Linked DNA regions of Homo sapiens: region 2 is linked to region 1. A link is a loop called in an ENCODE intact Hi-C map of the cell type or tissue named here. Cell type or tissue: GM12878. All regions are shown on one strand. Links, peaks and the distances in the headings refer to the core of each region. The heading gives the core; the rest is flanking DNA.

The links. A loop is a pair of places that touch in the nucleus more often than their neighbours do. Peaks named below come from ENCODE experiments on the same cell type or tissue, not always from the same donor. Only the 100,000 strongest peaks of a DNase experiment are listed, where the experiment ranks them.
Region 2: it touches region 1 in a loop (7-fold over the local background); 1 of 110 quality-filtered maps calls a loop at or near these places.

The regions. Positions count from the first base shown.
Region 1 is chr4:166,833,167-166,845,996 of GRCh38, forward strand. The region is part of intron 6 of SPOCK3 (SPARC (osteonectin), cwcv and kazal like domains proteoglycan 3); the gene reads right to left. Among named protein-coding and RNA genes, the nearest start is that of SPOCK3, 390 kb to the right of the region's middle. RefSeq lists an enhancer at 6,484-6,783. In GM12878, for the core only: no CTCF peak of the experiment used is centred there; DNase peaks (open chromatin) are centred at 6,305 and 6,655; H3K4me3 peaks cover 381 bases; H3K27ac peaks cover 1,703 bases.
Region 2 is chr4:166,476,935-166,489,764 of GRCh38, forward strand. No RefSeq gene overlaps it. Among named protein-coding and RNA genes, the nearest start is that of TLL1, 610 kb to the left of the region's middle. In GM12878, for the core only: no CTCF peak of the experiment used is centred there; a DNase peak (open chromatin) is centred at 5,007.

The DNA of each region.
Region 1 (12,830 bases), core at 3,721-8,720:
TTTCCAAATATTTAATAATTTTTAGTTCAATTATATTTTTGTCAGATAATATACATCACATGATTTCAATTCTGTTGATGTTTGTTTAATGATCCAGATATGGGTTACTAGGTGACTATCATGTGTGCACTTAAAAAGAGTGTGTATTTTGCTCTTTGGGGTGATATGTTCAATAAATGTCAGTTATGTCAAGCTGGTTGATAGTATTATTCAGGTCTTCTATAAACTTATTGATTTTCTCAATTTTTGTAGTATTGGTTACTAAGAGGCAAATGTTGCAGTTTCCAGCTCTAATAGTGGGTATGTGTATTTCCTTTTGGTTCCTATCGGTTTTTGGTTCGTGTGCATTAAAATTATGTTGTTAGGTGCAAACACATTTGGCATTACATTTACACTTATAGTAATATTAATATGGTTGGATTTAAAGCTACCATGTGCTAGTTACATACTGCTCATTACATTCTATTTGCCCCACATATTCCCCATTCTTTTTTGCCTCTTTTTCTGCCTTTTGAATTAACTGAATTTTTATGATATCCTTTTTTCTCCACTAATGGCTTATTAGTTAAATCTCTTAGTCTTGCCTGGTGCACCTAGAACCTGTGGTGTGTCCTTTTTAGCATTCTTGCTTCTCCTCCCAGTGGTAGCCAAACTCTGTCTTCTATCTGTGGTTGCGTTTGGGCACATGTCATGTCACCTGCCCCCTCTTGGAGGAAAAGTGGTTCTTCTGCTCAAGAGCGGTTTGTTCCTCTGCTCAAGAGTGGTCTTGTCTTTCCTCATGTAGAGAGATTTTGCTTCTACTTCAGCTTTTGAAGGAAACTGGCTAAGACGGTTTCCAATATCTTACTCAGAGCAAAAACGTTTTCCTTCTACTCCTCCCCAAGAATCAAGAGTTTTTTTCCTGCTTTGGGGAGGAGGGGTGAGAGAAATGTGTTCCCCCAGAGACTTAACACTATTGCACACTTCTCTGGTCTTTTGCCCTGTCTCAGATATTTCTCTTGAGCACCAATGAAAGTCCACGGAAAATAACCTAGAATTGATTGCAAACTCTCTTTGTTTCTGTGGCTCCCAAGCATCTCAAACCAACTCATCTTGCTGTAATTGGGCTTTGCTAACTCACCTAAATCCCCAGCTTCTGATCGCTCATAGGTAGCCACCTTTTTCTCACACGCTTTGCCAAATCTGAAACAGCCCTGTGGCCTATCTTCATTGGAGAGTTCTTGCTTCTCTTTGAAATTCAGTTTATTTGATGGCTTTGCCACCACTGCTCTCTGATGAGCTCAAGAAGATTAAAAATTTTTAGAGTACCAGGCTTTTTCTCTATGGTCAGGTGAGAAAATTCAATTGGGAACCATTGTTCTTCTAGCGCTTTCTACTGCCAAGGAGAAGCCCAAGTCTGCTTTCTCATGTGAGTCTAATAGGACATTTTCTTTGGTATCTTTTATTCAAGTGTGTTTCACAAAATATCTGAACTGCTAAATAGTTTTGGAAATTAGATGAGAAAAAACAAACAAATTGAACAAAAATATTAGTCTAGAAAATGAATCCCGTTTCCCAAAATATATATGACCACAGAATTCTATATTTTGCTTGAGAAGTTTTTTTGAGTTAGGGATTCTAAGTAATGTTTTTCTCTCTCTCTTTCTCCCCCATCTTTTTTATCTCTCTTTTAATTAGAAAAATTTGACTATGTTTTGATCAATCTGTACTTCCACTGTACTCTGATTTCTCAATAATAGTTATATAAACAAATCTTTATTTTTTGTTTTACTATCCCAACACTTTCCTAGGTAAATTTGGATGGTTTTTACTCTTCCTGAACTAGATCTATGAAGATTTACCATTAATATGTAAAAATCTGAATTTGCAAAGTATAAACCGATTACCAATAAAAATATTTTTCTGTTATTCTACTGTGATATTTATATAAGTACTGTTAATAGTAACGATGTCTTACATTTATCTATAAAATTGTTACTCATCACAGAATAGTAAAGGTTTCTGAACTAATTGGCTATACTGACTTATACCTTAGAGTGTAAAGAACTATTATCATTGCTGAGATTATTTCTTCCTACAATTTAAACATCTATTAAATATTATAATGTTCAAAAAACTTTTGTCTATTTACAGAATTCATAAAGCCAAGAATGATTCTAGTGTCAACAATGACATCAGCATTTTGTTAGAAATATTCAAAAACAATATTTAAGTAGAAGACACCAAAGGAAACAAAACAAATCCTTTATTTTTTTAAACATCTGAAGTTATTTTTTGTGTTGTATCTTAAACTATTCAAAAAAAGGCTGAAAGGGAATAGCTAATGTGAAACTAGGCCTTCATTTTTCATACATCTGTATGAAACCTTCACTATTCCTCTTCTGTCAAACTATTTCTTAACTAATTTGTTAGTTATCTTGTATGTTGTTCTGTATTTTAGCTTCAGTGGGCTATACGTTTGTGGGTTCTAAACGTTGTTTATCCTTTGTAGACACTTTTTCTTCATCACCAGAGGAATTTCATGAGACAATATAAATATTCGTTCAAAAAATTCTGTTTTGGCCGGGCATGGTGGCTCACGCCAGCACTTTGGGAAGCCGAGGTGGGCGGATCACCTGAGATCGGGAGTTCGAGACCAGCCTGACCAACATGGAGAAACCCTGTCTCCACTAAAAATAAAAAAATTAGCATTAGCCAGATGTGGTGGTGCATGCCTGTAATTCCAGCTACTCAGGAGGCTGAGGCAGGAGAATCGCTTGAACCTGGGAAGTGGAGGTTGCAGTGAGCCAAGATCATGCCATTGCACCCCAGCCTGGGCAACAAGAGCAAAACTCTTGTCTCACACACACACACACAAAAAATTCTGTTTTACTATTGAAACCTTTGAGATGCCTTTAAAAAAGTGTATTGTTATGTTAACAATATGAATCTTAGCGGAGTACAATTTTATTATAACTTTTATCCTGGTCTTTCTGCTCTCAAGTTGTCTGTGTCTAATAAATAGATGAAGTGAGGACCCACTATATCCTGGGTACTTTAGCTAATTATAGTACCCCTTCTCAGTCTTTTGAGTTATTTTCTGAAAGCTTAAAGAACAAAACAGTGCAAGAATAATATAACAAAGATTCATGTATTAAATTCTCAACACGATTTTATCATTTTTTTCAGCTTTCTAAGAATTATTTTTAAAATAGCATATTACTAATATTTTGGTTGCCCATTCTTTTCATTTTCTTTAATGGCATAAATAAACAACTACAATGAACTTATATTAAAACTGCCACAAGGCATCGTTGTTTGTAGGGGTTGAGAGGAAATTTTGTTGTTGCTTTATTTTAGTTGAATCTACTGACATATTTTTTCTTATGTGACTTGAGATTTTTTGCCCTGTGAATTTACCTCAGTGAAGATTGTTTTTTGTGGCAGTTCCATTTCCTAGGTGGTAAAAATGGCCCCTATGGAGTGGTTTTTGTTTTTGCCTCATCTAGTGCCCTATGGATTTCTGTTGAACCTGGCACTCCATTCCTGAAAAGACTCTTTCCATCAAACCTTTAGTAACTCTCCTTTGAGTACTTTCTGACCAGGTTCGACCTTAGCCTGAGAAAGAATTCTGCTAAATCAATTTAGTGAAAATTCCCCGATCTTGGTATCTGACTACCATCTGTATCTTATTACCTCGGCCTACTTTCAGAGATAATTCTGATGAGTCAAACAAAAATTTCCCTTACTCCTGATGTTTTATCTTAGTAATTTTCCATTCATTAACTGGACCTTGCTACTTGGCTATCAATTCCCACTTGTCCATACTGTATTTGGAATTGAGTTCAATCTCGCTCCCATTGCAAGACCTCATTGCCATGGTTCCTATACCTGTTGCAATGGCACCTCTTGAATAAAGACTGCCTCACCATCTTTAATAAGTGCCCAGAGAGGACTTTCTCCTTCCTTATTACATCTATAAAAAGTTGGCAGGAGTTTTGTTCATTCTTCTTTAAAGATTGGGAAGTCTTTAAGATTCTTGGCTGATTTTAGGTGTGTAAGTTTTGGTTTTTTTCTTTCTGAGTAGTGTGAAGTTAGACACACCAGCTTTAGCCATTAAACCTTAATAGTTCAATGCCCCTGTGAATAATTTCAGAATAAGCCCACCAATACCTTCTGGACTTGAGCTCTATTTTATTTTAAGGTAGAGATGGTGTTTCACCATGTTCCCCAGGCTACTCTCAAACTCCTGGACTCCAGTGATCCTCTTGCCTCAGTCTCCCAAAATACTGGGATTAAAGGCATGAGCCACCACACCTGGCCTGTATAGCTTTTTACTGCTTGCTCTAGCCATTACATTATATATACAAAGCATCAATAGATTGCACTGATATTATCATTTCACTAGTTGTAAAGAACTATAGAAATTGTACTTCCCATTACATCACTTTACCTTCCCTTATGTGAGATATAACGTCGTAAATATTTCTTTATCCTGTGGACATTTAGAATCACGTTAGACAGTTATAATGTTTGCTTCTATCCTCAAACATAATTTAGAACACTCAATAGGAAAAGGAAAGTCAATTTTATTGACTTTTACTTTTTTGTACCATGTCCTTTCTTCCTTTCTGATGTTTCAATATTGTTTCCTTTAGCATTTTCTTTCTTTTTTCCAGACTTTCCTATAGTTATTCTTTTATGGAAGCTGTGGTTGCTACAAATTTTCTTAGGTTTCCTTCATCTGAAAATGTTTTGATGTTCCCTTAATTCTTGAAAGATATTTTCACTTGACAAAGGATTCTGGGTTGACAGTTCTTTTCTTTCATCTCATGATATATATCGTGTTGCTTTCTTCTTGCCCTCATCGTTTCTAATGTTATGTCCATTGCCAAACAAATTGTTTTTCCTTTATAGATAAATGTTGTTTTCCTCTCATTGTTTCCCAGATTCTTTCTTCATCTTTAGTTTTGCAGAAGTTTGACTTTGATTTGTCTTGGTGTGGATTTCTTTAGCTTTATCTTGTTTGGGGTTTGCTCAGCTTCTTGAATTAGTTTATGTCATTTGTCAAATGTGCCATTTTCCACTGTTATTTTCTCAAAAACTTTTTCAGCTCCACTTGGTTTTCCTTTTCTGTCAAAGACTCAAATGACATAAATGTTAGGTCTTTTGTGGTAGTCTCACAGATGCCTAAGGATCTGGGTGTTTTTGTTGTTTTTTGTTTTGGTTTATTTACTCTGTGTTGCTTAGATTGTATAATTTTATTACTCTATCTTTAAGTTCACTGATTATTTTTTCCTTTGTCTCCTACACTATGCTACTGAGTCAATCCATTGAGTTTTTTATTTTGGTTTTTATATTTTTTAATTCCAGAATTTCCGTTGGTTATTTTTTTACATTTTCCATTTCTTTGCTGAGACTTTCTATTGCTTTGCTGGGACTTTAGAAAAACTATTTGTTTCAAGTATGTTCATACTTGGTTACTGAAATATCTTTATCATTGCTACATTAAAATCCTTGTCATAGACCGGGTGTGGTGGCTCACGCCTATAACCCCAGAACTTTTGGGAGGCCGTGAGCGGATCACAAAGTCAGGAGATCGAGACTATCCTGGCTAATACAGTGAAACCCCACCTCTAATAATAATAATAATAATAAATTCAAAAAATTAGCTGGGCGTGGTGGCAGACACCTGTAATCCAGCTACCTGGGAGGCTGAGGCAGGAGAATCGCTTGAATCCGGGAGGCGGAGGTTGCAGTGAGCCGAGATTGTGCCACTGCACTCTAGCCTAGGCAACAAAGCAAGACTCCATCTTAAAAAAAAAAATCTTTGTCATATAGTTCTAACATATCTATCTTATGAGGATTAGTGTCTGTGGTTACATTTTTCATTCAGTCTGTTGTCTTCCTGGTTGTTGGAATGATGAGCAGCTTCCTACTGAAACCTAGACATTTGGGGTACTAATTTGTAAGACTCTGGATCTGATTCATAGTTCTATTTTAGTTGGCTTTTTCTGACACTGCTCTGGCAGAAGTCAGAGGGCCACCATCTCATTACTGCCAGGTGGTGTCAGAAGCCTGCTTCACTGTTTCATCACTGTTGACCCTGAGGAGTTGTGCCTCCTGGTTATGGATGAGTGAGAGGGGAGTTCTTATTCCTTAGTAGGCCACCACTCATATGGAATGTCTCATTGTTGTTGCTAAAATTACCTCCACTGACAACAGGAAGAAGGGGTCTCATTACCACTGGGTGGTAGTGAAAGTCTTGACTTTCCACTAGACTTCCTCTTATACCACTCTGTTTGGTAGTTAGATAGACATTAGCACAGGGTAAGAGAAGAGGGCAAAAAAGGCTGTCACTAAGGCAGACCATGGCCAGCCCACTTAAGGAGAGTCCCAGAACTGCCCTAACTCCACACTAATGGATGAAGTTCCTGGTAAAGTCTGTGGCCAGCACATCACGGAGAACGAAAAACTAGGGAAAATCTCTTAAAATGGCACAGGTCAAGTAACATAGAACTGTGTCCTCAAGTTCACCCTAAGCTCATTTACCATCATTATAATCAATTTACATGTGGTTTTACCTCCTGCCTGTGGGCTTTTCTTAACAAATTATGGGTATGAATGTGCACAGTTTAATTTTAGCTATATAACCATAAACTGCCAATCAAATGCCATCATCCTGTCACTCAGACACAGCCCAAACCACAACTCTTCCCCAGAAAACCCCCATAAAAGTCCCCTGGGTTTTGTAAAGAGGGGCTAATTTCACTTCGGGGAAATCTGTCCACTCTCCCTCTGAGGGTGTATTACTGTGCTTCAATAAACTTTGCTTTGAGCTTGCGTTTTAGTGTTTGCAATTCTTTGCTAACTATCACAAGAACTGAGATTGGTGGCCCAGAGCTTCAGCTCCATTGACCTCCTCAGTTAAAGGGTCTATCCCAATGCAGAATTCCCAGTAATATCTTCAGTAGGAAAAAGTAGTGGTACCTCATTATCTCCAGCGGAAGTGAAATCTAAGTTCTCCGTATGATTTGTATTGACACTTGAGTGTAGGGAGACTCATTTCCACCTAGTGGAGAGGAAAATTCCAGCTCCCTACACAGCATTTTTTCATAGTACTTTGGGACATAGTTGAGGTGCTTCACAATCACTTGAAAATGCTGAAAGTACAGGTTCCCCATTCAGCCTTCTCTGATTTGGGTGAATATCGTCTACATTATTTTTAAAATCTTATTTAGATGCAAGAGAGCAATTATTGTCTAAAGGTTTCTCTCTTCCTAGCTTTACCTGTCCTTGCCCTTTGGCTACAAAGAGAAAAGGGTTTAGTTGGACTTTTCTGTTTGTTTATCTGTGCTCATCATATCTGATGTTTCTGGGCTTTCTAGTTTTTGGGTTTTCTAGTTTGTCAGCTCCAAGTCTTGTTTATACAATGCAAATAAAATAAAATAAAATAAACCAGGGAACTCACCTATTCCTTGGTTCCTGAGGTCCCTAGCTAGTTGTCCACCTTCTCCCTACATTTCAGACTCATGATTTTCAGACACATAATTTTCAAATTTCTAGTTGCACTTAAGAGAAGGAATAGGAAAAGCTATGTCTAATTCATCTTCCCAGAAGCAAAAGTTTTTTTTTTTTTTTTTTTTTTTTTTAGATGCAGTCTCGCTCTGTCGCCCAGGCTGGAGTGCAGTGGCGCAATCTCGGGTCACTGCAAGGTCCGCCTCCCGGGTTCATGCCATTCTCCTACCTCAGCCTCCCGAGTAGCTGGTACTATAGGTGCCCGCCACCACGCCCGGCTAATTTTTTGTATTTTTCGTAGCGACGGGGTTTCACCGTGTTAGCCAGGATAGTCTCGATCTCCTGACCTCATGATCCGCCAGCCTCAGCCTCCCAAAGAGCTAGGATTACAGGCGTAAGCCCCCACGCCCGGCCCGCAGAAGTTTTTTTTTACTAATTTTAGAGTGATTCTTTGAGAGGAAAGAAGCAAGCCTAAGTGTTGTGGGTCTGAAGTTTACCTCTTCAATTATTGGAGACCGACATAAACACGCTAGAAACGTGGGTGCAAAAACGCTTTAAGGAGCTGTGGCAATTTAACTGAAGGTCAGTTATCAATTCCTAATTTCTTCAATCATTTCCATTTCTGTCTGTGGAGTTCCAGATGTTAGCCATACCAGTAGGATGTCACAGAATAAGAATAATAAGTGTAGATGCAAGCAAAAGAAAAACAATTTCACATAGACTTATAGAATTACAAATTGTCATTTTACAATAATTTTTAAAAAAATTTCTTAAAGTAAGAAAAAAAGATTATTTTACATTATGCACTGGCTTCTATTGTTAAAAAATAAGGAATCATTCTCTGCTTCTTCCAAATTTAAACCTATTTAGTTTTCTTGTACTTTCTAGCTCTTATTTTTGTGTCTGTCACTTTTCACTAGTTCTTATAAATATGGCCTTCCTTAATTTGCTTTCATTTCTTACTATGGAAAATTATAAAAATGTCCATAAATGCCCTTTTGCATACATGTTATTGCAAAGTAATATTACAAATCTTCCCCTGTGCCTGTGGAAGGCAGAATTCTAAGAACTTCTCCAACACTCCTACCTCCTGCTCTGTACAGCCTATATGATGCCTTCTTGAGTACGAGCAACATCAGTGACTATGATGAAATATTTCTCCCATTGTGTCTAAAATCGTTGGGTTCTTGGTTGCACTGACTTCAAGAATGAAGCCGTGGACCCTTGCGATGAGTGTTACAGTTTTTAAAGATGGTGTGTCTGTAGTTTGTTCCTTCTGATGTTCGGACATGTTTGGAGTTTCTTCCTTCTGGTGGGTCTGTGGTCTCGCTGGCTTCAGGAGTGAAGCTGCAGACCTTCTCAGTCAGTGTTAAGGCTCTTAAGGCGTTGCGTCGGGAATTGTTCATTCCTCCGGGTGGGTTTGTGGTCTCCCTGGCCTTAGGAGTGAAGCTGCAGACCTTTGCAGTGAGTGTTATAGCTCATAGAGGCAGTGCGGACCCAAAGAGTGAGCAGCAGCAAGATTTATTGCAAAGAACAAAAGAACAAAGCTTCCACGGTGAGGAAGAGGACTTCAGCACGTTGCTTTTGCTGGCTCTGGCAGCCTGCTTTTATTCCTTATCTGGCCCCACCCATATCCTGCTGATTGGTCCATTTTACAGAGAGCTGATTGGTCCATTTTACAGAGAGCTGATTGGTCCCTTTTGACAGGGTGCTGATTGGTGCATTTACAATCCCTAAGCTAGACACAGAGTGCTGATTGGTGCATTTACTATCCTCTAGCTAGACATAAAAGTTCTCCAAGTCTTCACCAGATTAACTAGACACAGAGCACTGATTGGTGCATTTACAAACCTTGAGCTAGACACAAGGTGCTGATTGGTGTGTTTACAAACCTTGAGCTAGACACAGAGTGCTGATTGGTGTATTTACAATCCTTAACTAGACATAAAGGTTTTCCAAGTCCCCACCAGAGTAGCTAGTTACAGAGTGCTGATTGGCACATCCACCAACCCTGAGCTAAACACAGAGTGCTGATTGGTGCATATACAATCCTGTGGCTAGACATAAAAGTTCTTCAAGTCCCCACCTGACTCAGGAGCCCAGCTGGCTTCGCCTGGTGGATCCTGTGCCAGAGCCGTGGGCGGAGCTGCCTGCCAGTCCCGCACTGCCGGCCTGCACTCCTCAGCCTTTGGGCAGTAGATGGAACCGGGTGCTGTGTAGCAGGGGATGGTGCCCATCGAGGGGGTTTGGGCTGCGGGGGACCCCACAGTCAGGCATGGCAGGCTGCAGATCCTGAGCCCTGCCCCGCGGGGAGGCAGCTGAGGCCCGGCGAGAATTCGAGCGTGTCCCCAGTGGGCCGGCGCTGCTGGGGGGCCTGGCGCACCCTCCGCAGCTGCTGGCCTGGGTGCTAAGCCCCTCACTGCCTAGGACCTGCCAGCCGCTCTGAGTGCGGGGCCCGCCAAGCCCGTGCCCACCCAGAACAAGCACTGGCCCGCGAGTTCCTCTCCCTCCACACCCCCCCGCAAACAGAGGGAGCCAGCTCCAGCCTTGGCCAGCCCAGAGGGTGGCTCCCACAGGGCAGAGGTGGGCTGAAGGGCTTCTCAAGCTTGGCCAGAGCGGACGCCGAGGCAGAGGAGGCGCTGAGAGCGAGCGACGGCCACCAGCACATTGTCCCCTCTCACCATGATTAGATTATGTTATCTGGCAAAGGTGAAGGGATCTTGCAGATGCAATTAAGTCTCTAATCAGCTGACTGTGAGTTAATCAAAAAGGACATCAGTACGTTTGGACCTCACCTAATAGTGAGTCATTTAAAAATGGTGTAGAATTAAGGGACAAGATACAGCAGCAAAAATTATCTTACTCGTCTTGAAAAAATAAGCCACCATGAATCTTGTAGTTTCAAGGAAATAAATTCTGCCAACCATCTGGGAGCTTGAAAGACAGCCCTGAGACTCCCACACGACCCTAGCCCTGGCCCATGCTTGATTGCAGCCTTGTGAGTACTCAAGCAAAGGATCCAGTTGGCTCTGAATCTACAGAAACTGTGATGTACTAAATGCAAGTTGTTTGAAGCCACTAAGTCGTAATTTGTTATGCAATAAGAAAATAATACATGTCTCTCTCTCTAGTTTGGCAATGTAACTTCCTTTGTCAATGGGATGTTGCCAAAGGTGACATGAACAGAGGCTTGAAAGCATCCTAAATAATGGGGCTTGAAACTCTGAGATCATCATGTAGAAAAGGCTGAGCTAGTTTCCTAGGTGATGAGAAACATGGCCTAGCTATCCTCATCATCCCAGATTACGTTGCGCTAATGACCAGGTATGTGAATGTGTCCATTTTAGACAATTCAGCCCCAGCCCAGCAACCAGCTAAGCATAAACGCAATGTGGGCCAACAGAGTGCGGCTGAGCCAGCCCAGACTGAAAGTGGTTCTAAGCCACTACAATTTGGGAAGTTACTTAGAAAAGCCCACTGATGTCTTGTGTTTCTTTGGGTCAAAAACAAATAAACAAAAGGTACCAGAATGGCTACCTGAGTTCAAATTCTACCACTGTCATTTACTAGTTACTCGACTTATATTAACCACTTTTCCCCCACCTTTAAATAGGGTATGATATGCCTACCTTAGAGTATTTTTGTAGTGACTACAGGAAATTGATGTAATACATGTCTTAGCACATACTTTATGTCATAGTCTATTCTATGAATCAACCTGGCTAGGCCATGGTATCCAGATGTTTGATAAAACATAATTCTAGATGGTTCTGTGAAGGCATTTTTTTAGATGCAATTAACAATTAAATCAGTAAACTCTGAGTAAAGAAATTACCCTTCATAGTGGGGTTGAGCCTCGTCCAATCAGCTGAAGACCATACAAGCAAAAGGTTGACTTCTTGCCAGCAGACCACCTTGGACTCAAACTGCAACACTTTTCTGGATGTCTTGCCTGCCAGTGTCTGTCTGTCTGTCTATCTGTCTCTTTCTTGATATATGTATAGATAAAGATAGATAGATGTAGATATAGATATACATATCTATACAGATATACATCTCTATACATATCTATATCTACATCTATATCTATATCTATCTATGTATCTATCTATCTACCTGCCTACCTACCTAGATCCTATTTGTTGTCTCTCTGGAGAACCCTGGCTAATACAGTGTATATACAATGAGTAACTATCATCATTTTTCCTGACTATAGTTGCTCAAAATATGCTGAAATAGCTCTCTGCTTAGTGATATCTGGTTCTAATCTTACCTGTCCGTGGTTTTTTCTTTGTTGATATTTGGATTGCTGAGGCAGAATACAAATGCATGTGCTGTTATCAAAGGTAAAAGATTTGTTAATAGGTGTAACCTAGTATGACAATTCACAAACATGATTGAATTTGCTATAATCTAAAATAATTATGTTAAACAATATAAAATTTTCTACTGTAACCCACATTATTCAGTAATATTGTACATTAAATAATTTATGAATCTTTGTGATATCACAGATAAGGATAAATTAGCTACAAGAAATCATATTTTATAATTCTAAAATGTTGAAATCATATAATAATTAGCAATTTATGACTGAACCATTTGCAAAAAGAACAATTGGTAAACCAAAATAAATTTTTCATTTTAATACATGTTTATTAATGTAAAAAAGTGACACTGGGCATATGAAATTTTAGCAGAAAAACCGTATGCCCTATACAACTACACTTCCTTGTACAAAAAAACTACAAATCTAATTGTGGCTTTAAATTATGTTAAATATTTCACTTTGTGCTATAACTTATAATCTTATATTTTTTCTCATATTTCAGAAAAAAAATACTTCCTGAGTACTGTTTAAGTGATTGAAGGAATTTTGAAGTAGTTTCTATTTTGTAAACAATGTCTCTAGGAGAACAAACAAACCAACTTTACCAGAGGGTAGAAAACAGGGTTGGGAGCTCAGTTTGCAAATGGCCAGAACATCTCTTTTGTAATTACCAAGCAATAGTTCAACAACTTCAAACACGTAATCTAAAAAGCCCTCTTCTGAATTTTTCCCACCAAGTTATTAACTAGGTGATTTTTAAAGCAATGGGACAAAAAATTACTTTAAGATGCAATAAAATTAGCTGTATAATGGTATGCAGTCACATGTCACTTAATTATGGGAATAGGTTATGAGAAATGCATCCTGAGGTGACTTGGTCCTTTCGTGAACATCACAGAATGCACTTACCTAAGCCTAGAGAGTATACCCTGTATGGTAAAAGCTATTGCTGCTAGGCTACGAACTTGCACAGCAAGTTTGTACTCCTGTACTGAATAGTGTA
Region 2 (12,830 bases), core at 3,028-8,027, 360 kb before region 1:
GCCCCACAGGATTTGTGAAAAACAGAAAATTAGCAATTACTGAAGGAGACAGAAAGGTGTAAAGTACCTCCTGCCTCCGACTCCTGCAAAAAGAAACCCATCCTCAGAGAACTGACTTGTCTGGCAGCTGTCTGAAAAAGCCCAATTCACATGGCTTATCTTTATTAGATCTGGCTCAGAGTTTGCTCATTGTGAAGTGCCTTTCTCCTGGGTGTTTGTCAAAAAATGATCAGTGAAAATTGTTTAACATTGTAGGTGCCTCAGTTAGAGATACCTGTTGAGGCTAATGAAGTGCTGACTAAAAAACTTAACAGTGAAAACTAAAGAGTGATGTGTTCATAAGGGACTTTGAAAGGTTCTAACATAATCCTGAGAATCTAAAAGGCCATACACATGTGTAAGGCTATGCGCACTTCAAGAATAATCTAAGAAGGCCCTAATCTCTCAACTCTGTCTTACCTTGCCTCTCTGCATAAGCAAAAAGTGAAGGCTGAAACAGAATAGTATATCTTAGAAGCATTGTAGGTGTGCCCTAACATATCACCAAAGCTTGTGAGCAAAGACTAAAAATAATTTATTCATGGCATTAAATATAATCTTTGCCAAATCACTAGATGGATAGCCACCAAACTAAAAAACAGAGGCTTAAGTGGCTACATACAAATAGAATATAAACTTCACAGAGTTAGAATAGTAAAGTTTCTACGATAAACAAGCCACAATGGTAAAAACAATAACAAAAACAACAAACAGAAACAACAATAATCCCTAAGGAGAAACAGGAGTTGGATTGTCAGAGTTATCACATTATGTTTTTCTCAACGTGCAGTTTCCAATGAAAAGTTGTAAGGTATGCAAAAAAACAGCAGTGTATGACCCATAGGAAGGAAAAGGAGAGTCAACAGAAATAGTCTTAAGGAAACCCAGACACAAGATTTACTAGACAAAGGCCTTAAATCAGCCTTTATAAACATGTTTAAACAAATAAAGGAAACCATGTCTAAACAATTAAAGAAGTGTAAAAAATAAAATCTCATCAAATAGAATATATTAATAAAGAAATAGAAAATATTTTTAAAAAGAACCAAATGGAAATTCTGGAGATGAAAAATACAGTAACTGAAATTTAAAAATATAGAGAAACTCAGCAACATTTTGAACTGGCACAATTAAGAAACAATGAACTTGAATATAGGTCAAATGATATCTAGTTGGAGGAACAAAAAGGAAACCATAATAACAAGAAATTAACAGATGTTTAGCAACTTGTGGAGCATCATCAAGTACCGGTATATGCACAATGGGAGTTCCAGAAAGAAAGGAGAGCAATGAGGGAGCAGAAAGAATATTGGAAAAAAAAAAAAAAAAAAAGGCTAACAACTTGCCAAATTTGATGACAAACTTGAATGTACATTTCCAAGAAGGTCAATGAAATCTAAGTAGGATAAACTAAAAAGTTATACTTGCAAGCACAACATAATCACATAATTTAAAGCAAAAGACAAAGATTATTAAAAGGAGCAAGTGAACAGCAATTTATTATATACAGGAAACTTCAGTAAGACTAACCCCTAAATTCTCATGAGAACCTATGGAGGCCAGAAGGCAATAGAATACAAAATTCAAAGTGCAGGAAAAAAAGATTGCCAAGCAAAAATTCTACATCTAGCAACACTTTAAAAAAAATAGAAAAGGTCTCTCTGTAGTTATTTAATGCATGTGTCAGATATACTATAAAAAGAGGATACGGTGCAATAAAATGAGAGCAATTATATACAAATCTATATCAAAAAAGATGAAACAAGACATTCCTTGATAAACAAAAACTGAGAGAATTTGTTACTAGAAGAACTGCCATACACAAAATACATCTTCCTGAAGGAAGAACTTCAGGGTTAAATGGAAGGATACTAATTAGTATGAAAATAAATGAAGAACATCAGTAAAGTTAACTAGTAGGTAATATGGAAGACAGCATGAAGATATTTCTATTCGTAACTTCTTTCTTTTTCTATCTGACATAAAATACAATGACTAAAAGGGATAACAATTTATTTGTTTATCTATTTATTTATTGAGATGGAGTCTCACTCTGTCACCCAGGCTGGAGTGCAGTGGCGCAATCTCAGCTCACTGCCACCCCTGCCTCCTGGGTTCAAGCAATTCTCATGCCTTAGCCTTCCGAACAGCTAGGATTACAGGCGCCCGCCCCCACATCCAGCTAATTTTTGTACTTTCAGTAGAGTTGTGGTTTCTCCATGTTGGCTAGGCTTGTCTTGAACTCCTGACCTCAAGTGATCTGCCAGCCTTAGCCTCTTAAAGTGCTGGAATTACAGGTGTGAGCCACAGTGCCCAGCCAAAATAACTATTTAAAAAAAGCAAAAAGTACAGAGCTATATTACAGCAAGTTTTGTGTACGCTATTGAAATTAGACCAATATTATTCCCACTTAGATAGTTTTAAATTAAGGTGTTTATTTAATCTCCAGGGACCACTAAGAAAATAACTCAAAAATATATAGTAAAATAAACAATAATGAATTAAAATGGCACATAAATGGAGTAATGACATAATCCTCTTCCACCTTAGAAAGCCAGAAAAAGACAACCAAATTAAACTCAAAGCAAAGAAAGAAGGATATAATAAATATTAAAGTCAAAATAAAGGAGGTGAAGAATATAAAAATAACAGAATCAATAACATCTAAAGTTGTTTTTTTGATGATTTCAACAAACTTGACAAAACTTTAGCTGGCTAGCTGAAGAAAAGAACTCTACTTACTAAAATCAGAAAAAAAGAGAAGGGATGTCACTACTGATCTTTCATAAATAAAATGTTTTGAAAGAATATTATAATTAACTGCTAAATTTGATAACCTAAATTAAATGGAGACATTCCTAGAAAGAGGAGAACTGTGGAAAGTGACTCAAGAAAAACTGAATGTTTGAATAGACCAATAATAAAGAGCAATGTGATTGAATTCATAACTTAAAAACCTCTCGAAAAGAAACCTCCAGTTCTAGATTATTTCACAGGTGAATTCTGCCAAATGTTTATAGAAAGAATCAACAAAAATTCTTATAAAAAATAGAAGAGGAAGTAAGTCTTCTCAACTGTTCTAGGTCAGTATAGACAGATTAAAAAATTCTCAGCAGAATAATAGCAAACAAAATCCATCAGTACATGAAGGCAACTATAAACCTTAATTAAGTTAGACGTACTCGTAAAGTGCAAAGTTAGTTTAGCAAAATCCACACAATTAGTGTAATATGATGTACTATATTAACAGGATAAAGAACAAGAACTATATGAACTTCTGAATCTATTCAGAGAAAGCGTTTGACAAAATCCAACATCCTTGCGTGATAAGTGCTTAGCAAACTAGGAATTGAATGGACCCTCCTCAATACGATAAAGGACATCTATTAAAAAAAGCAAAAAACAACAAAAAGCAAAACAAAACAAAAAACCACAAGTTACATCATACTAATAGGGATATACTGAATGTTTTTCCTCCAAAATTTGGAACAAGGCAAGAATATCTGTTGTTGCTTCTTTTCAGCATTCTTTGAGGTTCTAGACAGTTTTATTAGGCAAGAAAAATAGAAAGGTCTAAAATTTAAAATATCCCTATTTGCAGATGGCATGATCTTGCACATGGAAAATCTTAAGGAATCCACTGAACAACTATTAGAACTGACAAATGAGTTCAGCAAGGTTGCAGGATGCAAGCTCAATATACAAAAGCCAATTGTATTTCTATAAATTTGCAATGGGCAATATGAATAGGAAATTAAGAAAACAATTTTTAATAGCATCAAAAAAGTAAAATACTTGGGAATAAATTTAACAAAAGATGTATAAGTCTGTACATTGAAAGCTATAAACTTTCATCAAAAGAAATTAAAGAAGACTTAGAAAGACATCCTGTGTTCATGAATTGAAAGACATAATATTGTTAAGATGTAAAATACTCCCCAAATTGATACATAGGATTAACATATCAAATGTCTGATAAGAATATTATATCCAGAATACAAAATAAATGAATGCAATCCAACAATTAAAACATAATTTTAAAATGTGAAATAATGTGAATTGACATTTATTTAAATCAGATACAAATGACCAATAGGCAAACGCAAAATGTTTAACATCAGTAGTCTGTGTGATCTGAGACACCAAAACAAATACCCCTTTATCAACTAATATGGACTCTAAGGTTAAGGAAACAAAAGTTACCAGGGTTCAGAGATGAGCTGGCATGGCAACTTCCTAAGTCTCTATGACTACAAGTAAAACCACACTCTTGCTAACCAATAGGATCTATCAGGCAAATTGTCAGACCCTTCCTAACTCTGATTTACAACCCAGACCACTACAGCGCTGAACAGAGGACTGGTCTCAGGCTGTTTTCTGATAAGCTGCTGCAGACCTTAAGCCAGTTTCAGCCAACTTGTAGAAACTTCACACAAACTGCCTTTGTGTTCTATAGTTCATCTTTTGATGTAAAGAGCCAAATTCCACCTCATTTTAATGCTAAAGCCTGCCCCAAGGAGAACATGGGATATATGTTAGGTACATGTTTCCCCATTGCACAAACACTCCACTTCTCTTTTAAATACGTACAGCTTTTCACCCAAACCCGCTAAATAGTATCACTTTTTTGCGTAATTCAGATCTTGTGAGGCATAAAAACCCACCTGGCTTTTTTCTCTTTGAAGATAACATCTTTGGTACATGCTAGAGACTGTCTCTTCTCTGTTTACAAACTGATATTGCCAGTAAAACTCTTCTTTCTACTATTTTGCCATACTGGTGGTCTTTTGGATGACAAGTCATTAGGAGAATTCAGATGAAAGCCACAATAACATATCACTTACACACACTGGGATGACTAAAAATAAAAAAAAACAGACATAACCTGTATTGATGAGTTTGTGGAGAAATCAGAATACACATATATTACTTGTGAAAGTATGAAATGGTGCAGCCACTTTGAAAAACAGCTTGTCAGTTCCTCAAAATGTTGAATATAGATTTACCACCATATGACCCAGCAATTACTCATCTAACCATATAAACAACAAAACTGAAAACATACCTCCATATTAGATCATATATAGCAAGTTTTATATCTGTGAGTTGGCCTGTAGGTTTATGTAGCAGCATCATTTTAATAGCTAAAAATTGAAAACAACCCAAAAATGTGTCAAATGGTGAAAGTATAAACAAAAGGTGATATATCCATAGCATAGAATATTGTTCAGTTAGTAAAAGAAGTGTAGTGACATAGAGCAGAGCACAAACGAACCTTGAAATCATGATGCTAAGTGAAAGAAAGCATTCATAAAAAGCCACATATTGTACAATTTCATTTATATAAAGTACTCAGAATAATTAAATCTAAAAGATAGAAAGTAGTTTAGTGGTTGCCAGAGGCTGGGAGAAGGGGAGAATGAAGAGTGATTACTAATCTTACAAGGTTTTTTTTGAAATGGTAAAATGTTTTAAAATTAGATAGTTGTGATAGCTGTGCAATGTTGTGAATATACTGAAAAGCACCAAATTGTACATCTTAAAAAGGTAAATTTTATGGTATGTGAATTACATGTCAATAAAGGTGTTATATAAAGTCTATAATAAATATTTGGCTTTTAGTATGTTTAAATTATCAAGTTGATGAATTATATACATATATTCTCAGGATGTTGAATGCACTGTCTAGTATATTTTTATTTTTAATATATTTTTGAATACCGAATTATAAATATATTTAGAATCCTATGAATATGTAAAACAAGTCTCTAAGGTAAGATAAATTCAGGGTAATACTGAGAAATAAAAATATATATCATAATTTAGAAAAAAGAAAATATGCTGGAATACAAGCATTTAGCCAGTTTAGAAACATTTTGTTCTGACGCTTGATTACATAATCATATCTATGTAGCTCTTTTTTCTAAAGGAAATTGTCCAATTGTGTGCATAACTCTTATCTGTAATACAAATATTTCCTTGTTTAACAAGAAATAACCTTGGTGAATATCTGTTACCACTGAGGTTGGTCAACTGTCACTCTCCTCCTTATGCCCACTTGCAACATCTGTCACATAGACATAATGCACACAAATGCTTGGTATTTTTCAATTTTAAAAATTATTTGATGCTTTTTCCTTGCAAATATATATAATTAAAAATTTACCTCAATTATAATATACCCTATATTGCTTTCCTGAGCCTATGTAGTTTATTTAGCTCCCCCTAATTTGTTAGTTCATTTATTTAAGAATTTGGCATCTATTAATTGTTAATTCTATGTCAGGCAAAAGCAATATCAACGTGGATAAGACATATTTCTTGTCTTTAAGGAGCTCAGATTGCAGCAGGTAGACAGGTAGCCAATGTGCGGAATGTGAAGTGAGATCTACCCCAATATATTGTACATTAGAAAACAGGAAAACTCATGTGATTTTACCTGTCTATAAAAATCTCCTGAGGATGTATTAGAAAACTCATGGCTGAAATTTATTGTATGTTCAAAATTATGATCAAAGTGAATGGGTAATAGATTTTTTTTTATGGACAAACTTTGTAATTTAATTAGCTTAACCTTGAGTCAGCTTTTGGCCGGGCACGGTGGCTCACGCCTGTAATCCCAGCACTTTGGGAGGCCTAGGCCAGTGGATCACCTGGGGTTAGGAGTTCAAGACCAGCCTGGCCAACATGATTAAACACCGCCTCTACTGAAAATACGAAAAATTAGCTGAGCATTGTGGCGGATGCCTGTAATTCCAGCTATTTGGGAGGCTGAGGCAGGAGAATTGCTTGAACCTGGGAGGTGGAGGTTGCAGTGAGCCGAGATTGTGCCATTGCACTCCAGCCTGGGCCACAAGAGTGAAACTCTGTCTCAAAAAACAAAACAAAACAAAACAAAAATACTTGAGTCAGCTTTCGTAACCTGAACTGGTAAAATGATAGATAAAGGGGCATTTCTTCTAAAGACTGCTGCTTGTTTCGATGTCTCCACTTTAAGAACGTCCAAATGGAATTTGTGCTAAAGGGTTGTCTTGACACTTCAATATGGCAAACACTCCCTATCACATAGATGAAACTAACAAACAGGTGGAACAATATGGCATCTGGTAAAAGGAGACCATGTAGATTCCCTATGCCAGAGTATGGGGCTACCAGTTGGTCTGAGTTTTTTATTTAACTTAGAATTTTATTTATCTTCATATAAAATAGTTAACCAATAAAAATGAAATGCAGGGACATATATACTTATGATGATATTGAAATTAAGAGTTCTCAAGTAGGTCATGATCAATTCTGACTCTAGGTAAGCTTTAACTTGGCCTTCAAGGACGAGTAGAAATATGCTAAGGAAAAATTTTAGGAAAACTGCCAGGTTTCTGTATGACTTAAAGTGAGTATGAATCAGGAATTTTGAGGTATTCTAAGGTATATTGATTATGTTACAGACTATGCAAAATTACTAACTTCTAAGCGGAGAAGTCATTTAATAGTTCCACAACGTATGAGTGTTTACCTCTGAAGTATGTGGAAAGCTGGCTAGCAAGGATACAAGATGATGGGCAAGGAGAGCAGTTAGTGCTTGCCATACTCACTGCAAGAGACACTGAAGGCTTGGACTAAGGCATTGTGGAGTGGGTGTTAGCAACATCCCTACAATTATAAGTGAGTTGGCCTAAGATTTGTGAAGTTATTTTGGCCATGATTTACTAAAAGTCAAGTTAGTGAATTAAGTCTTTTGTCTTTTCTTCAAAATATACTTGCTCTACTGACAAATAACATTATTTTTAATTTTTTTTAAACAAAGTAGATAGAATATGCTCAACCTAATGTGAAATTAAAGGATAATAGCCTATACTCTCCTAAAATACTGTAAATTGTATGAATCCAACAGCTAGGGAATTAACAGAAAGAAATAATTGTGTTGAATATTAAATTGCCTTTATATTTTACATACTATATTAAATTATATTATATTTTATATGTAAACACACAAAAATGTGCCTCAATGAAATAATTATAATGAATGTACCAAATAGGTAATCCAAGTTTGTCCTTGTTGATTGTCACACTAGGTAGTCGACTTTTAGAATATTGACAATAATGCGCAGGTTGCATACCCTAAAAGAAAGTGGAGTGTAATTTCTCAGCACTCTAATAATCTTATAAAAGTTTGAGGAGTATTTCTGTTATTCATAAATGTCCTTCCAAGTGATCTATATGCCATCTCTCAGTTAAATTTATATTTGCATTTCATGGAAACTATCAATGATTTCAGTATGTTTAGAGATTCTCACAGATAATGAGTTAATGTGTGACAATATCTTTAACCAATTTCAGTTTGAACTCTTTAAATATTAAAGATCATTAAAATATAAATAAAGATGCAAAAATCCTGGAAAAACAGGTCCTTTTTAATGATTTGTTTTATGAGATATGGAAACAATCCGATCAGAATACAGGTAAAAATCTCCAATATCACCAAAGTAATTATCAATTTGCCACTTATATATGTTAAAGTATTTATTGTTAACATGATGTTTTTCAAATTATTTACCTGTGACAATCTGAACTTAAAATACTATATTATCTGTGATATTATTGACTTGTGCAAATGTCTTTGATATGAGTTTCAAATTTCTTACTCACTGGTGGCATAGTCTCATTAAAAATTAATCTAGGAACATATTTAAAATTCAAAAATATTTGCGTTAAATCTGGAATCTTATATAATTCTCCTCAAAACAGGTAGAAGGGCAATATTGTATTGAACATGATGAAACCAGCTTTTGCACTCTGCTGCCTGCTCAGCACCAAATACCTTTTATAAACTACAGGATATTGTAGCCTCATGTCAATGTTTGATTTCTTCAAATATTTTCCATCTTTATCACAAACTAAAGCTATGACGTACAGAGATGAAAAAGCTCTTCCTTTACATAAGAGGAAAGGTGTATGGTGCCATGAAGAAACGGCTATATTCTCTGTAGAACCAATAATAATTAAGAGGGAGAATACCTTGTCCCTTGGTAACCTATGTCATTATGGTGTGCAAGTAGTGGTAGAAATGAGTAATAAATGCCACTTATTTGCACATCACATTAATTTAAGACTTTTATATATCTTTGGCACTGTTTTATACACAGATTTCTTACAAATATTTAGTTGACAAGTGCAAACTTCGGTACTAGAGGACTGTTCATTAGATACAGCAAGGAGTTTTGATAAGGCAGGCTGATTGCTGAGTACAGGTTCTGAACTAAAAATTTAATGGGTGAGGTTTCCAGAACTCAGGTTCTGTTTCTCACACTAAAGTTGTAATTTCTTCCTTTTTTATTCTTCCTCCTCTTTTCTTTTTTCTTCCCCCTTTTCCTTTTCCTTTGTTTTTTTAAATTTTTTCAAACAAAATCAACTGTCCCCCAATTTCCTGGTATAGGGTTATTTTTTGACTGAATCCTATTACTGTTCTCTTTCAGGCAAAATTTTCATTTAAAAGTCAAGCTAAATAAAACATTAAGCAATATTTTCTGACTCCACAAATATTCAAGCATTGCTGAAAATGTTGGGATGAGATGGCAATTTGTTTATATTGTCAATTTAGGAGAAATGTTTCTGTGTATTTGGAATCAGAGGGTAGTCTACCACATATTTAGAGGCTCTTGATGAAAGCTATGTGTGTTTATTTTTACAAATACAACTTATAACCAACTGACTCACTTCAAGAAAAAAATTAGTGTTTTTATTTTAGTTATGCTAAATTTAGAAATTAAATTAAGGAGACAAAATCTATATGATGTTCAGTTGTATTATCTAAGAACAAAATTTATGTTTACGTTTCCTTAAATTTGTACATATCTTTTCATTTTATTTTTATTGCTATTTTATGTTTCTTCTCTATGCCTTGTAAATAACTTTTCATGTATATAAAGACCCTGGGTTTTCATTACAGTTTTGAATCCTGGTTAGTTGTACAATTATTTTTTATTAGAGAGTTCCATTGATTATCTTGGATTTTTCATATTATCTATCCTGTTATCTACAAATACAGATAGTTTTATTTGCTCTTTTCTAATCCTCATGTCTAAGCAAATACTTCTATTCAATTTTAAACATTGCTTTAAATGGAATGAGTCCCATATATTGTGTTATGTGGTTTTTCATTATTGTTATTTTTAAAGTAGATTTTGTAATTTGAGTTTGAATTACGTCTTTCATCAGAAGCTGTTTAACTGATCATATCACAAGATGACTATTAACAATTCCTTCCATTTCACATATTTTTTGGCAATGCCACGTCACCTTTCCCACATAGTTTTATTCCCTTTAATCTGGGCTGTATCTATGATTACATTGGTGGTAGAATGCTGCAGAAGTAATAGTATGTGAATTCTGGATATAGACCAAAAGAGGACTTCTGGGAACCATGAGCTGTCATGTTAAGAATTATGGTTATAGCACCGAAGAAGAAACTAATGAGGGAGAGAAACCCAGAGAGTTTCTGGGTTCACCCAATATTACAGTGTTCCTTGTTGAGGAAACAGAAAGGCAACTGGGGTCATTTTGGCTCCTCCAGGCCTAGTCAGGTCTCCATATGACTGAAGCTGCATGACCAGCCCCAGACAAGACCAGCAGAAGAACCACAAAGCTGATCCTGGCCTAGATTGCAGATTCATGTGCAAATAATGTTTTATATATAAACCAGTAAATGTTGGAGTTGTTTCTTGTGCAGCAATAGATAGCTACTATAGAAGTATATATATTTTTTTGATTTCCAGGAGAATTGTTTAATTTTTTAATTTTTTAAAAATTAATTTATTATATTAAAGTCAGAGATCAGAGTGTATTTTAACTTTATGGAACTTATTTGATGCTTTTAAAATTAATCTCAAAAATTCCAACACTAAACTTATGATTTTGTTAAAAATGACTTGGAAATCCTGAAGACTTTCTTAAATCTGTAACGGTTTTATTGGGATATTAGTAACAGTTTCAAATTATAGATAATTTTTTCCTATGTACAGGATGGACTTATTCAATATGTAGATTTCAATTTTGGCTTTGCCCTTTTTTGTGGTCCTGGAAATTTTTTTCTTGGACTATTGCTTTAGTTTTTCTGTTCCTGTTGTTTTGTTTTTCTTATTTAGTGATCCCAAATATACATGTGAATTTCTCATCCTTTATATAATTTCTATTTTTTAAGAATGTTAAATTATGTTTGTATTCTCTATTCAGACTTTTATTCAATGTTTCTTAGTCGGTTTATATTCATATCTATTACCTCTTGACTACATCTTATCTGATTTTCTCTCAGATTTAAAAAACATTTTTTTAATCAATTTCTGTTCTGTATTTGGTAAATATCATTGCATATAGCAGATCATCAAATCATGTTGATGAGAACGAGAAATTGACTCTGGCTGGGGCCACTATCTGTGTGGAGTTTGCATGATTTTCCCATGTCTGTGTAGGTTTTCTCTGGTTACTCTTGTTTCCTCCTATATCTCAAAGATGTGCACATTAGCTGAATGAGCTTGTCTCCACGACCCCAGTAAGACTGAGTGTGGGACCGTGGGACCAGTGAGTGTGGGCACATGTGAGTGCACCCTGCAATGGGATGCACTCATCCAGGCCTGTTGGTTCAGGACTGGTTGGTTCTCACTTTGGCTCCTAAATTGTAGGGGTAGGGCTCAAGCCACCCATGACTCTGAATAGAAATAAACAGTTTGGAAAATGAATGAATTAATGACTGAATAGAAATTATTGTAAAAAAATCATAAAGTGAGTTATAATCATACAAATGCACAATAATAAATAATGCAGTACAAAGTCTCAGTGAACCCACCATATTTGTGATTGTTTTTGAAATGCATGGTGAGAGGAGGTGCTCCCGACAATGTTCGCTTTGCAAAGATTTATTTCTCGATTTAATCTACCACTGTTATGACTGTCGTCACTCCTGAATTCACCATAAATTGGGTAAATAATTATCTTTTTAATTTTTCTTAAATGTATGTACAGCTAGCTCACATTTATTTCAATGTTTATTATTCAAAGTGTTTTGCGTTTTTGTTTAGAAGTTTAGTGATGTTTCTGTGACCAGAAATATACTGCAGGAATTTAACTCTTGTTTATCTTAGTCAGTTTATGGTAAAACTGGTTTTACTTTACACTATTTTTCTCAAATTTGCATTTTCCAAGAACGTATCAACGACTTAAGTGAGGACTTACTGTATTTTCCTGTGTTATTTTCACTTTTCCGTTGTGAGAAGCTACACTTAATTGTTTAATCATGAGTTCAACTTTTTTTATAACAAATAATTTTTATCTGAGAACATTTTTCAGTTTGGAGTATTGCCTATAATACTCCAAATTTACTCAATACTCAAAATACGTTTGTGTAAATACATTTGTCTAACAGCATTTATGGCCATATGATAGATTCTCAACAGTCTTATGCAGGTGAGAGTTAGAATTTGGAGAATTTATGACATTCTTAGTTCAAGAGCATTTCCTTATATCTGTATATTGTGAATTCTTTAAAAAACAGAATTGTTTTCAGGTGCTAGGAGAATATTAATTGATCTTTTTTTTGGCTCTTGTTTGCTTTTTTTCAGGACACTTAATTTCCACTTCTACTTTTCTAATTCCCTTTACCACTGTGATGTTTAGTTTTATATGTCAACATGGCTAAGCTCTAGTACCCATTATTCAATCAAACACTAATATAGGTTGTTGCAATGAAGGCATTTTGTAAACATGGTTAATATCTAGTCAGTAGATTTAAGTGAAGGAGA